2 separate regions of the Homo sapiens genome follow, and region 1 is linked to region 2. The links are chromatin loops, found by intact Hi-C in ENCODE. Cell type or tissue: left ventricle myocardium inferior. All regions are shown on one strand. Links, peaks and the distances in the headings refer to the core of each region. The heading gives the core; the rest is flanking DNA. Region 1 overlaps CALCRL (calcitonin receptor like receptor). Region 2 overlaps CALCRL-AS1 (CALCRL and TFPI antisense RNA 1).

Evidence for each region. Hi-C counts contacts between places; a loop is a spot of excess contacts. Peaks named below come from ENCODE experiments on the same cell type or tissue, not always from the same donor. Only the 100,000 strongest peaks of a DNase experiment are listed, where the experiment ranks them.
Region 1: it touches region 2 in a loop (4-fold over the local background); 20 of 110 quality-filtered maps call a loop at or near these places.

What each region holds. Positions count from the first base shown.
Region 1 is chr2:187,433,192-187,440,194 of GRCh38, reverse strand. The region is part of intron 1 of CALCRL (calcitonin receptor like receptor); the gene reads left to right. The region is part of intron 2 of CALCRL-AS1 (CALCRL and TFPI antisense RNA 1); the gene reads right to left. Among named protein-coding and RNA genes, the nearest start is that of CALCRL, 12 kb to the left of the region's middle. RefSeq lists a silencer at 4,779-5,073. In left ventricle myocardium inferior, for the core only: no CTCF peak of the experiment used is centred there; no DNase peak of the experiment used is centred there; H3K27ac peaks cover 2,742 bases.
Region 2 is chr2:187,303,346-187,310,348 of GRCh38, reverse strand. The region is part of intron 2 of CALCRL-AS1 (CALCRL and TFPI antisense RNA 1); the gene reads right to left. Among named protein-coding and RNA genes, the nearest start is that of CALCRL, 140 kb to the left of the region's middle. In left ventricle myocardium inferior, for the core only: no CTCF peak of the experiment used is centred there; no DNase peak of the experiment used is centred there; H3K27ac peaks cover 1,192 bases.

The sequences.
Region 1 (7,003 bases), core at 1,168-5,167, 130 kb before region 2:
CCTAATATGCATATGGACATCAGTTACTACAGTATATCCATTCCAGTTTAAAAACTATTTGCAATGAAATTAAATTTTGGGTAAGGAACAAAGATCATTGTGCATCATATAATTTTATTGATATAAGATTATAATAGTAATATAATAATAGTATGAGGGAGTATTTATTTGAATAATTTCTAAGTTTATTATTTGTCTTTTTCTCTACATTACATAAGCATCACATTATCATCTGAGTATGAAAAGAATGCTAATCTTCCTTACTTATGGACCTATAGATCTTGTATTCCAGCTTTAAATGTCTCTTCTTCCATTTATCAAGTCCTTCACCTCTAGACAAGTTTACTTACTGCCAGTACTTCTGATTTCATTTGCCACCAATTTAAAGAAAGAGACGCACATTTTCTAAAGGAGAATTAAGAATTACCTGTGGGTTTCTTTCAACTAGCATAAAATGTTCTTATTCCAGATATCCATATACCTAAGTCCCTCACCACCCTGCCATCTTGCTCCAATGTGAACTCTTCTAAAGAGCTTACATCGATGATTATTTAAAATCAACCTACGTCTATACTACCACAGACCTCTTTTCTTTTTTATCTATTTTAGTTTGTCCTTTTTTCCTGTAATACTAATCATCTTGCACCAATCTACTATAATTTACATATTTACTGTTTTTTTGTTGGTTTTTTGTTTGTTTGTTTGTTTTGTTTTGTTTAGTATTTAGTTAGTTAGTTATTTGAAACACAGTCTTGCTCTGTTGCCCAGGCTGGAGTGCAGGGGCATGATCTTGGCTCACTGCAATCTCTGTCTCCTGGGTGTGAGCAATTCTCCTACCTCAGCGTGACCACACCCAGCTAATTTTTGTATTTTTAGTAGAGATGGGATTTCGCCATGTTGGCCAGGCTGGTCTCAAACTCCTGGCCTCAAGTGATCCGCCCAGTCTGGCCTCCCAAAATGCTGGGATTACAGGTGTGAGCCACTGCACCCAACCTTGCTATTATTTTTTATTTTCCAGCCACCCACTAACACGTAAGCTCCAGTGCAAGGATTTCTGCCTGATTTTCATTTCACTAATATATATGAAGCACCTAGATAAGTGCCTGTATATTAGGTGCCCCAAAACTGTTTACTAAATATTTAAATGAATAAATGAATGAATGTTTCTTTATACTAGAGTCTAAATCACAGAAAACTGGATATTGGCTTCATGTGAGTTTATATATTATTCAAGAGATGCCAGAGTAAAATTACTGAAGGTGTTAGAATCACTGTATATTTCCAAAAAGAAAATATTCAAAAATTAGTTTTCATTTTTTTATTCTTACTTCAACCTAATATGTATTTCTTCACTGACTTTGAAAGGAAAAAAGTTAGTAAAGATGCTTCCTGTAATATACTTAGTGTTCAGATTTTACTAAATTCCAAGGAATGACCTTTCACATTAGGGTAAATGAGAAGATTGCTCAGTATTTTAACATAAAATGTTGAAGCCTTTCCCCAAGTGGCCACACAATGGCTAAAACTGGCAGAATTCTTGTTGAAACTGGCTGACTTGCCAACTCTTGCCTCCCAACAAAAGCCTTATTCCGTTACTTATTGCCTTTCTGGACAATAGCACTAAAGAGCCTATACAAGGAGGAAAAAAAAAACAACTTAGCAATGAAATTGAGGGAAAGAAAATTAATCTTTTCTAAAAACATCTATAGCAGAATACAAATTCTGTTTAATTGCCAAAAAGTTTTACGTCTGTTTGGTAAACAGACATGTTTGTCAGTCTGTAATTTATTAAGCTTTTCAGTGTTGATGTATAAATACAGATAACTCTAAAAACAATGCCAACTGTCAATGACCTTACCTCATTGTATTGTTATGGAAGTTTTCTAAACTTACAGCCAAAGGACTCTTTTATAAATTGAAATACATATTTGTGATTAAATAAATCATAATTTGTTTGAAAGCCTCATTATGGATCTTTACACAAGTTATATTATGAATGGACCCAACTCATATTATAATAATACATCTTTTATTTTCCCATTTAGATTCCCCATTTGTTTGAGATTCAGTGTTAACTTTATTGTTTTCTTTTAAAACAGAATTCTAATTATTCATTTACCAGAAATGTCACTATTAAGGTTTTCTTTCTTCTGAGTTCAAATATGTATGTCATTCAGTAAAACAATAACTTTACTTTGAGAAAAATACTGATTGTCAACATACATCCATAGTATTCAGATAAAATATGTATATAAAATGTGTCAAAGTTGTAATTTTACTGTTTTTCTACATATTCTCTTATCACACTACTGACTGGATTTTAAATCATAAGCAGCACACTGGTTTGGATTAAATAACTCTCTGTCTTAGATGAACTATTACTCAAAACATTTTTAAAAATTGTCAAATGGCTTCTTCCTACCACTATCCTTTCCTGTTTCTTAACTCTTATCCCTAAACTTTCTGACTTTATTTGATACAGTCATTATCAAACAACATATTTTTGATAAAGTTATTATTACAAAACATAAACTATATTTTGTTTTTAAAATTAGTCAATTTGTTCTGATAAGTTTATATATGGCAAGATAACTCAGTATTCTACAACACATTTTCTTTATTCTAAGGAGCTTAAAATAGAAAAAAAAATAGGGCTGTCTTTACAAAGACAAGAGAGTGGAAATTTCTAATCTGAATAGGCTTGATGAAATAATGTAAAAGGCACTTAAGATAAACTTTACATAAATAAAAGCCTTGAAAGAAACCCCGTCTCTACTATATGCCGCCATCACGCCCGGCTAATTTTTTGTATTTTTAATAGAGACTGGGTTTCACTGTATTAGCCAGGATGGTCTTGATTTCCTGATCTCGTGATCAGCCTGCCTCGGCCTCCCAAAGTGCTGCGATTACAGGCGTGAGCCACAGTGCCCGGCCTATATGTATCTGAGTTTTAAATATGTTTTTAAAATTGAATTTAACATTTTAAAATGTTGCACATCCTAAACTTTGCTCTTTTTGAGTAAATCCAGAGCAATGCATTTTGTTTCAGGTCTGGTGACAGTGGCTTTTACAAATGCAATGTGAAGGCTTGGGAGATTGACCCAAAAATTAATGAAATTTGAAATGGAAGGAACAAGATTAAAGAGTGAAAAGCCAACCAGAACAAAGTATATCCAAACAAAATTCTCAACTAAAGAATAGAAAGATATGACTTTAAGAACAAAATTAACTTAGTAATTATTGCTCACCAAGTTAAAAGATCAGAGGGAGGCTTGAAATTTGAAAGTAAGAGAAACCTTAAAAGAAAAGGGGAGCACATAGAATAAAGACAAGAAAAGAAAGAGAAGATAAAAGGAGAGGCTGTAAAAGAAGACAAATTAGTCCAATAAGACATTTGATTTGCTAGATTTATATAATTTGTTAGATTATAAAAATCCAGTGCTGAATCACATAAATTGAGATGCTTTGGCCTACATGGCCATGGACAATGGGCATGTCAGTGGGTACCATTTTCAGTTGACATGCAAATATCTTCCAGGTGCTTGGTGTAAACTTTTGGATGGTAAAGCCTTATCTGCCTTTTCGACTGGGACAATGGTAAGTGTTAAGTCTCAGGGTTATTACTTCTGATCAGAGCTGAAAAGTATTTATTTAAAAAATTGTGAAAAGTAAATACCACCTCCTGGGTGGTAATAACTGACTTGTGTTTCAGGATTGAACCCAATTGGTCGAGATAATTACTCTGCTTTTAAGTGGAGGGGTCATAAAATCTGTCTCAGTCTCTCAGGACCTCTACAGGTTGGGCTACACTGATCATACCACATTTAAAGCAGCAGTGCTGTTTGGTAAAGTGAAAATCTCTCTACTTATTCTGAACCTACCAAATGAGTCTGGGATGGCTCAATGGACAGATGGAGATGATGCTTAAATGATGCATGTGTGCCCTGACATAGTGTTCTCTTTTCTGTATTTTGGATGTTGTATGAATAGGGCATAATAACACAATAGAGTCAAACTAACAATAACAAAATAAGTCAGTAAGTAGGACGCATGTTTAAATCAAGTGATTGTCTTTACAAATAACTAAATAATAACTATAAATATATATTGAACTACCAATAAATAACAAGAAGTATGTAATACTTCCCATTTTAATTCTGGGCTGAGAATGATTAGTTCTGTGAGTTGGTGGCACATTTTTCCTGTCTGAATCATTCTAACTTAAAAATCTTAGGAACTTGGTAATAATCCAAATTACAAATTTGTAGACGCTTTTCACCATCAGATTCAGGGGTAAATACACACACACACACACACACACACACGCACGCACAAACACACACACCTTGATTCAAGGATTAGTCATTATTGCTGTTCCAAAATTCCTTTGTGTATATAATAATAAACTTGAAATCATATATAATTTATACATTTAAATCACATAATAAACTTTCAAATAGGATCAGTACTGTATAAGGCAGCTCCATCTCCGATCCAGATCCCTTGACCTTTCCCTAATAAATTGCATTTCATATATTTTGATACATAGATTCATAACAAATACATCATTCCTTAGGAGGGAATTATACTCTGCATACTTTTCTACAAAAACCTTTATAATTAAGAACATTTCTTGTATGTAGAATATTATGTATACCATACTGATATAGTTTGGATGTTTGTCCTCTCCAAATCTCATATGAAGGTTGAATATTGAAATGTGATTCCCCAGTGTTGGAGGTGGGACCTGGTGGAAAGGAGACTGAATCATGGGGATGGCTCCCTCATGAATGACCTAGCACCATCCCCTTGGTGATAAGTGAGTTCTCGCTTAGTTAGTTCACACAAAGTCTGGTTGTTTGAAAGAGTATAGGACCTTTCTGCTCCCTCTCTTGCTCCCTCTGTTGCCACGAGATAGGAGATATGAGGATATGTCAGCTCCCCTTTTGTCATGATTGTAGACTTCCTGAGGCTCTGCCAGAAACAGATGCTGGAGCCATGCTTATACAGCCTGCAGAACCGTGAGCCAATTCAACCTATTTTCTTTATAAATTACCCAGCCTCAGGTATTTCTTTATAGCAAAACAAGGACATTAACACATACACATATACTGTTTAAATAAATAAACTCCTGTATGCCTAGACCCAAGATTGTCCATCATGTTCTTCCCTGATTGACTCACATGGACATTCTCAGAAGTAAACCTTTATCCTAAGCTTGTACTAATCATTTCCTTGTTTTACTTTATGACTTTACCACATATGGTTTCTGGGCAAACTATTACTTTATTTTTCTGCTTTTATTTTTACTTTAATGAAAGTGGAGTTATCTTGAATACATTCTTTGAAGACTTGCTTCTTCCATTCAGCATTATGTTCTTGAGATAAATCATTGTTAATGGGTATAGCTGTGGTTCTTTCCTTTCACTATTACAGTGTTCCATTGTATGAATGTAACACAATGTATTTATCCTTTTTCCTGCTGAGGAACATCTGGATTGCTTCCACAGTTTTGATATTACAAACAATGAGGCTATGAACATTTTGTTAACATATCTCCTGGTACACATATGTCCATGATTTTTTGAGGATATATTTTTCAGTGAGATTTCAGGATCCTAGCAGTTCAAAATGCTTATGCCAATTTATACTCCCACCAACAGTGTATGAGGTTTCCATTGCGTCATATCTTTTCTAATGCTGTGTATTATTGTCAAACTTTTTAATTGTTGCTAGTCTGCTGAGTGTAACATAGCATCTCATTGTGGTTTTAATCTGCATTTTCCTTATTATGAGTCACAATGAATTTGTAAGCTAAATGAATTAAAATTTTCCTCTGAAACATTTGTTTCTAATTGAATGGCAGTGACTTAATGTTGCAGGGTTATAATTAAGTCACTTTTTGCTTGTAACTATTTAAGAGAAGGATTAAGTATCTCTCTTTGGTTAGGTGGTCCAGGGAAAGCAAAAATATGTTTTATTGCTTTTAAAATTGGATATGTATGAATAACATTTCTCATGAACAAGAACACAGATAGAAAATGTCTTGAATCTTAGCTCTAACTTTCTATTTCTCTTTATTCAAAAACTTTATCTAATATCTATCAAAATCTCCTTTGAAAAATAAAGAGAGGAAGAAAATGAATAATTCTATTCAGGGTGTGTATGTCTTCTTTTTTAAAAATTGGTTGCACATTTACAATAATTTATGAAGCTTACATATCTCCTGAGAGTGATTGTGTCTCTCTACCTATTGTAAAAAATTATTTCTTAGGCGTCAAAACATCATAGAAAGCATTGAAGTTTGTGTTTTTCACATAATTCCTCATTTTTTAATTCACTTGATTGCCTTTATAGGCATCAGCTGAATTTAACCAGTATATTTCTTCAAGGTTCTGATTTTCTCTTCATAAATATACTTAGGTTTATATATTTTTTCTTCAGATAAGTTGTTATATTTCACCATGGCAACATTATATCAAGAAAGTATAGGTGTTATCCCTATTTGCTGTATTTCTTTTCTGTGTTTTCCAGATTTAGTTGATTAGGATTTTATTGTCCAACCATTTCAGCCAGTTTTGCTACTTGAACAAAATTAGCTCTTTCTTTTGAGTTTTCTCTAGGTATTTTTATCTTTCACATTGGGGCTTAATAATGTTTTCTTTTTGTCCTTTCTTCTTGCCTATTAATCCATTTTAGTACATAATTTAATACCACAGATAACCGATATTTTTCAGAAGAGGTAGTAAATACATGTTCACACATACATTGTAATTTTATTAATATATGCAACATGTTTATTAACCAAAATTAACTCATCAATACATTTTCTGATAGCCAGAAGTGACCATTTACATGTCCCAAACACCAAAAAGCTGGAAAGATTCTTTCATAGCATTTTTGGCTGGGATGAAAAAAGAACCATGCAGAAAAAAAATAATGCTTCTGAGTATTTCTACTTCTAGTGGTATTTTCTAGCAAGTTGGGAAAATACTCAAAATAA
Region 2 (7,003 bases), core at 1,165-5,164:
CAATGTAAATTAAAATTATATTTATAGTATTTGTTACTGTTCAAAATGATCAATAATCCTGATGAATTTTTAAATTATTCAATTTATAAAAGGAAATTGAAGAAAAAAGAGGGGTATATGCTGAAGTAGAGAGAAAGAGAAATGTCATACACATAAGGAAAAATCTGAGAACATCCAGGTCTTCAGCAACAAATTTCAAATTTCAAGTATAAGAGAATATGCAGGTTAAGTGGAGATTTTTTAATAAAAGGACAAATGAGCATTGATGTGAAAAACAAAGCCAAACATTGTAATGTGACTAACACTTTCACCAGGAATTCTTCTAATAGGATAGATAAGAGGGGGCAAATGAACTCAATTTTCTCTCAAAGAAATACACAGAAATATTTTGCAAAAGTTCGATTATGAAAAGAGTAAAAGAAGGAGGAGATAGGGAAGACTGAAATTTCATGCCAAAGGGCCTGGACAGATGATAGTTAAAATCACAAAAGAGAAGGGATAGTGAGAGAACATTGAAAAGAAAACAGATGGTCTGAGATCAAATATTGATAATCCATAGCAGAAAAGTTATTACTATTCATTATAAAATTATAACATGAGTATAGTGTATTCTGTGTCAACAACGTTTTTATTTGCATGTTGGCCCATTTAAGTTGGTAGGTAATAGGAATGACTACACAAGAACAGTGAAAAGCTGAGGTCAACCAAACAGTAAATTATAATTTAGACAGGAAAAAATTAGAGAGCATCTAATACCATTTATATAGTACTACTCTGTGCTCTGTACATGATGCTAAGTTTTCTAAATCTATCTTTTAAATCTTCACAATAAATATTTTTTAGATAGGCATTATGACTCCACTTTGCAAATAAAAAAACTGAAATTCACAGAGCTTTTGTAACTTTCTTAACATCACATAACTAAGAAATAGCAGACGTAGCATTCATCTCAGATGTGACTGCATAGAAACACTTAATATATTAAAAAGTCTTAGCTCAATAAAAGCTGAGATATCTTTCTGCAATAGTAAAACTCAAATGTCTTGGACACTCATTCCCCTTTTAGCACTGTACACTTTTTGTTAAAAAGTAAATGAATCAAAAATAACCTATAAATTCTATGAACTAAGAAAAAGATATGGTTAGGTAAATTCGCTTATTTAATGTGGTCTATATTTTAGATACTCTTCTAAGTACTTTCCAATGTAATCTTCACAACTTCTCTGATATTACAATAATTTCATTCCTACACTTGTCTTTGCAATACTCAAGGTCTCAAAGACAGAAGTAGGACACAAGGTCTGCATATTTCTCTCCCCTCAGATGGAGGAAAGTGACAATAATAATAGCAGCTAGCATTTTGTGTAATGCTTCTATATAAGATGTATCCTAAGCACTCTACATACATTAACTCAGTCAATCCTCACAATGACATTATAAAGTGGGAAAAATACTATGATCTTTATTTTATCAATGAGTAAAATAAGGTATAGAGTAGTCAAGCAGTTTCCAGAAGGTTACAGAGATGAAAAGCAACAGATCCAGAATGTGAGTGGAGGTACTCTGGACTAACTGTTCAAGTTAACTAACTAGCGTTAGCTAATGGTCTCAACCAACAAGGTCTCAGAAGCCTGCTGAGGTCTGGGCTACAGAAAATGTTCATTTAAAGAAACAAAACATAAGAACAGGATAAAGAGCTACATTTCTACTTGTGCCCCACTCCCTACCAACAAAACCAAACAAAGTACAGAGAAAATTTACATAAGCTTCTATTTATATTTTATGCATTTTTTGAAGTGTATGAGGGAAAAACAGATTTTACAAATATTAAAACAAAGAGCAGTTAAACTAAAAACACAGCTAACTCTTGTTAATATTTTTATATTTAGCACTGAAATGACAAGAAAGACTATAAGAATTTCTAATTTTACGTGTTCCAAGCATGAATTTACCTAAATATTCAGACAAAGAGAAGAGGAAGAGAAGACGCTCTTTTGTTTGCTGGTGAAGTATGAGAACTATAGTTCTGAAAATACAAGTATCAATGAAATGTATACTGTTTATAAATGCCACATAAAATTAGTCCAGGATTTTGTTTGTTTGTTTGTTTTACTTTCTGAAGGCAAAGGGGTGTGGTTTTGTGATTATCTCTATGCTTTTCTTTAATTAATTAGGGTTTCTTCCTTGTGGTGCAATAATGATATAAAAATTTTGAATCACAATTTTACACGGGTATAACCAACACATTAAAGAATGACTGAATTCTTAAAAAATTGTTTCTGCTAAATATAGACTGACAATTGAAACATAGTATATAACATCTGTAATTTCATTTATAATTAACGCTTAGGGTCCAAACAAATATCAGACAAAGCAACACTGCACGCATAACCATTCACTTCTTCCCTAAGTCAGGTACTGTGAGAAGTTCCCTTAATGTGATTAATTCCACAGAACTCATATTAAAGTTATTCTGGTTTTAGCAGTTACTAAACTGAACTAAACTATCTTTCATCTCCTGCACTTTGCACATGACCACTGAACAAAGCAAATTCCAGAGCTGATAACATCCTTATTCTTGGCTGTCTCTATTTAAGTAAAAATATTTTTCTATAGATGATAACACGGCTTTCTGGGAAACACCAAAAATAAAAGAAAGCTGGTAATAGTATCTATGCTTTATATGAAGGAGAGTCTTTCTTTCACTCTCTTTATTTCTCTCTATTTCTGTTTCCATTTCTCTGTCTCCTGAAATCTACTATGGTTTAGCAGATCTTACATTTTGCCAGTGTCAGATTTTGAAACAAACATAAAGAATATTTCTTACATTCTTTGCTATGATCCTAAAAAATGATTTTTTTAACCTACATTAATTTATAAGTTAACTCATACTTTTACATTTATAATGTATTTGTATTAGTCTGCTTTTATGCTACTAATAGAGATATACCCAAGACTGGGTAATTTATAAAGGAAAGAGGTTTAATGGACTCACAGTTCCACATGGCTGGAGAGGCCTCACAATCATGGTAGAAGGCAAAGGAAGAGCAAAGTCACATCTTACATGGTGGCAGGCAAGATAGCGTGTGCAGGGGAACTCCCCTTTATAAAACCATCAGATCTTATGAGACTTATTCACTATGATGAGAACAGCAAGGGAAAGACCCACCCCCATGATTCAATTACCTCTCACCGGATCCTTCCCATGACACGTGGGGATTATGGGAGCTATAATTCAGGATGAGATTTGGGTGGGGACACAGCCAAACCATATAAGTATTACTTTCAGGTTCTCTTTGGCAAGCCATCATTTGTAGGCTAAAGAGTACCCTTAAGATATGTTTCATGTGGTTAATGATTTTCTTGAAGATATCAAAGAAGCTGGATTTTATTGATATATCCATTTCATTAACTGACTCCTTATGAATTAGGGCAAATATTACTTCCTCAGAGCAATCTTTTCAAACACCTTCTTTAATGATTCTTTCTGTCCCTCTTTCTCATCCAGTTACTCTCCACTGTATTGGCCTGTGTTATGATTTGGCTCTGTATCCCCACCCAAATCTCATCCTGAATTGTAATTCCCAATATTGGAGGTGGGGACTGGTGGGAGGTGATTGGATCATGTGGGGGTGGGGGTTCTAATGGTTTAGCACTATCCTCCTAGTGCTGTCTCATGATAGAATTCTCATGAGATCTGGTTGTTTGAAAGTGTATAGCACCTCCCACTTCACTCTCTCTCTTCCTCCTGCTCCAACCATGTAAGAGGTATTTCCTTCTCCTTTGCCTTCCACCATGATTGTAAGTTTCCTGAGGCCTCTCAATCCATGCTTTTTGTACAGCCTGCAGAACTGTGAGTCAATTAAACATTTTTTCTTTATAAATTACCCAACCTCAGGTAGTTATTTATAGCAATGTGAGAATGGACTAATATAGAAAATTTGTTTTCTTCAATCATTATTATTTTTAATTCATTTGCTTATATGGACTGTTTGCACCTACTAAAACGTAACCTCCATAAGATCAGGGATATTTTCTGTCTAATAATTGCTGTTTCATTAGTGTCTCATGATAGGAGCTCACTTCAGCACATGAATGAATAAATGAATGAAAATACTAATTATTGGTGATTATGATGTGGAATATTTTTTTGTTTTAGGTATCTGATATCATTCTTATTTGCTGCACATCCCCATAATTTTCTACCTATTATCTTGTTTCACCAATTATTGGTGGCAACTTGTAAAGATATGCCAGTCAAGTAAAGTGTATGAGCATGAAACTAAAAATCAATATAACAAATTGTGTTGTTCTAATGGAAAACACTAAAAACTTCATGTATTTATTTATTGACTCAACACTTATTTATTGACTACTTCATGTCAGTCAACTTGCTAGGTGCTATGGTTACAGTATGTATAAAATAGATAAACATGCAGAGAGTGTATAGCTTTATGGAGCTGAGAATTTGTTTTGAGAGGGGTGGAATATAACTACCAATCAAATAACTAACATTGTATAGTATGTTATAGAAGGGGGAAGATAAGTGGTGTCTTACCTTACCTAGAGAAAGAGGAAGGAGGCTCAATAAGGCCTCTCTGAGGAAGTTATATTGAGAATCAGCTCTCAGTCAGCCAAATCAGCAAGTGAGAGGCAGTAGGAAGATTGTTCCAATAAGGGGATCTAAATTTGGAAATTCAGTTAAACTTGAGATCTACTAATGAATATACCCTGAATAATAAAACAGCTTACTGTACATATACTATATTACATTAAAATATTTTCTCTAAATGATTATGCATAGACACAAGTACATTATAGATAACCAAAATAATTTATTAGTAGTATCTTCCAACTATCCTACAGAAGAAAAAATGTTTATAAGTGTGCCTTAATCCTTTTGATCTCTTTGTGCTATTATGATGAGGATCATCTAATGGTATAATTTTAGAACATGAAGCATACTTTTATTAGCAGGAGGTCTCCTGTCTTCAGAAATGGATCTGTTTTCATTTCCATGAAGGGAGAATATGGACACATAGAATTCCCACAAAGTTACAGGAAATCAGAGAATTCTCATTGACAGCTTATCAAGAATAATCATTTGGACAACATTGGGTTAGGAAGATAAATGCTTCCCATTTTAGGTAGATACCTTAGCACAAATTGCCAATAAAGGACTATGGCCTGCTGTGGTGATTTAAATGAGTCATTTCTACTCCTTTGTGTTACCCCTCTTTTCATAACCAAATGGTTCCAAGACACCAGTAAGATAACATTAGCAACGTGGACAACTTTCATTAAGGGATTGTCCTTCTGGACATCATTCAATGAAAGATGTCCACATTGCTAATATTATTTAAATCATTTAAGTCACCACGCATTTGAATCACCACAGCAGGCCATGGTCCTTTTTTGACAATTTGTGCTAAGGTACCCATATAAAAGATTGTCCTTCCGGACATCTTTTAATGAAATAAACTAATATTTTAATAACAAAATAATTGTTTTACTATTCCTAATTATGATTTAAGCAAACAAATCCATTCTCTCCTATTAGAAATTATCATAGATTTCAGATCATTAGTAACTCTTACTATGAACTATGGGAAAAAATGGAGACAAAACTTTCAAATTTTGTATTTTAGGTTGTGCATTAAAATGTGGGAATATTCTTGTCTAAAGAAACACAAAATCTGAAAATATACTATGATAGTAAATATAGTTAACATTTTTCTAACATATATGAGTATTTTCTTTTTCACTTTAAATGTAGTTGAGATTTTAACACAAGAAAACACTGAAATAATGGATATTTTAATATTGAAGAATTCAACCCAGATTTTTACAAGAAAGATATGCTTCCTATAAGGCAGAAGTGTTCCATTCCCATTCATATTGACTAAATATAACGTAAGATATGGGCTAGTTCAGAGAGTCATATTTTGTTTGAAAGAGAAAAAACCTTTAGCCTTCATCTAGATCCCTATAGTATAGCAGAAAAAAATAAACTTAAATATTAGTATAATTATGAGATATTCTTCCCTTTTTGGCATTTTATGATAACCTTAGAAAAACCTAAAAACCACAGTTTTTTATTTAAATGCACATATTCCTCTAAAGTGTATGAAGTGAGATATTTTTTCTCCCGAGAACACTTTTGTAAGCTTATCTTCTTCATCCTTTGTGGTACAGATAAATAGAGGCTTTATAATTTTTCCTTTCCTTTTGGCTTGGAGAACTGGAGCACCTTGCAAAGATTTGCAGCTGGCAAATCTTTTCTTAGGTTAATGAATATTCATCACCATTTGCAAAGATAAGAAAACCCTCAGTTCTTTTAATGCATAAGAGAGTTTGTCTCATCCCTAATGACTGCTTCTTGCTTTTGAACACTGAGTTACACTGGTAGAGAATTAATAAAAGAAAACTTCCCTACAAAGTATAGACAGAAAAAATGATTGAGTATCAGCCGTTGCAATTATAAAAACCATTTAATAATTTATTTTTTAAAAATTTTACAGTTGTAAATAATATTCTGCTGTTCTAGAATTTTGTTGTCACTTACAAGTACAGTGTATTGCATTAACATTAATAGGTATTCATCTTAAAATCACTTGAATGAATTCTGAAGTAGACTAAAAAATGCTCCCTTTGGACTTCAGCAGAAGAAACTAGTAGAAGACCATACCCTTAATTATTGAAATTAAGGTGTGCTTCATTGTCAATATCACCAGAATTTAATGGCAATTAATGTTCTTATTTGCTCTTCTGAGTAGAGTCACCAAGTTAATTATAATTACAAGTGTAAAACAAGAAGCTTTTAAAAAACTCTTACTATGTGGATATTGTGTCTAACATCAGTAAGGTTTTGGCTAATGGTATTTTTGAATTAAAAAAAGATAGATTAAAAAACCCACTGCTGTAAAATAAAATTAAGTATAATCTAATTTAAGGCAAACAAGAATAACAAGAGAAAACAAATATTTATAATTAATTTCTCATT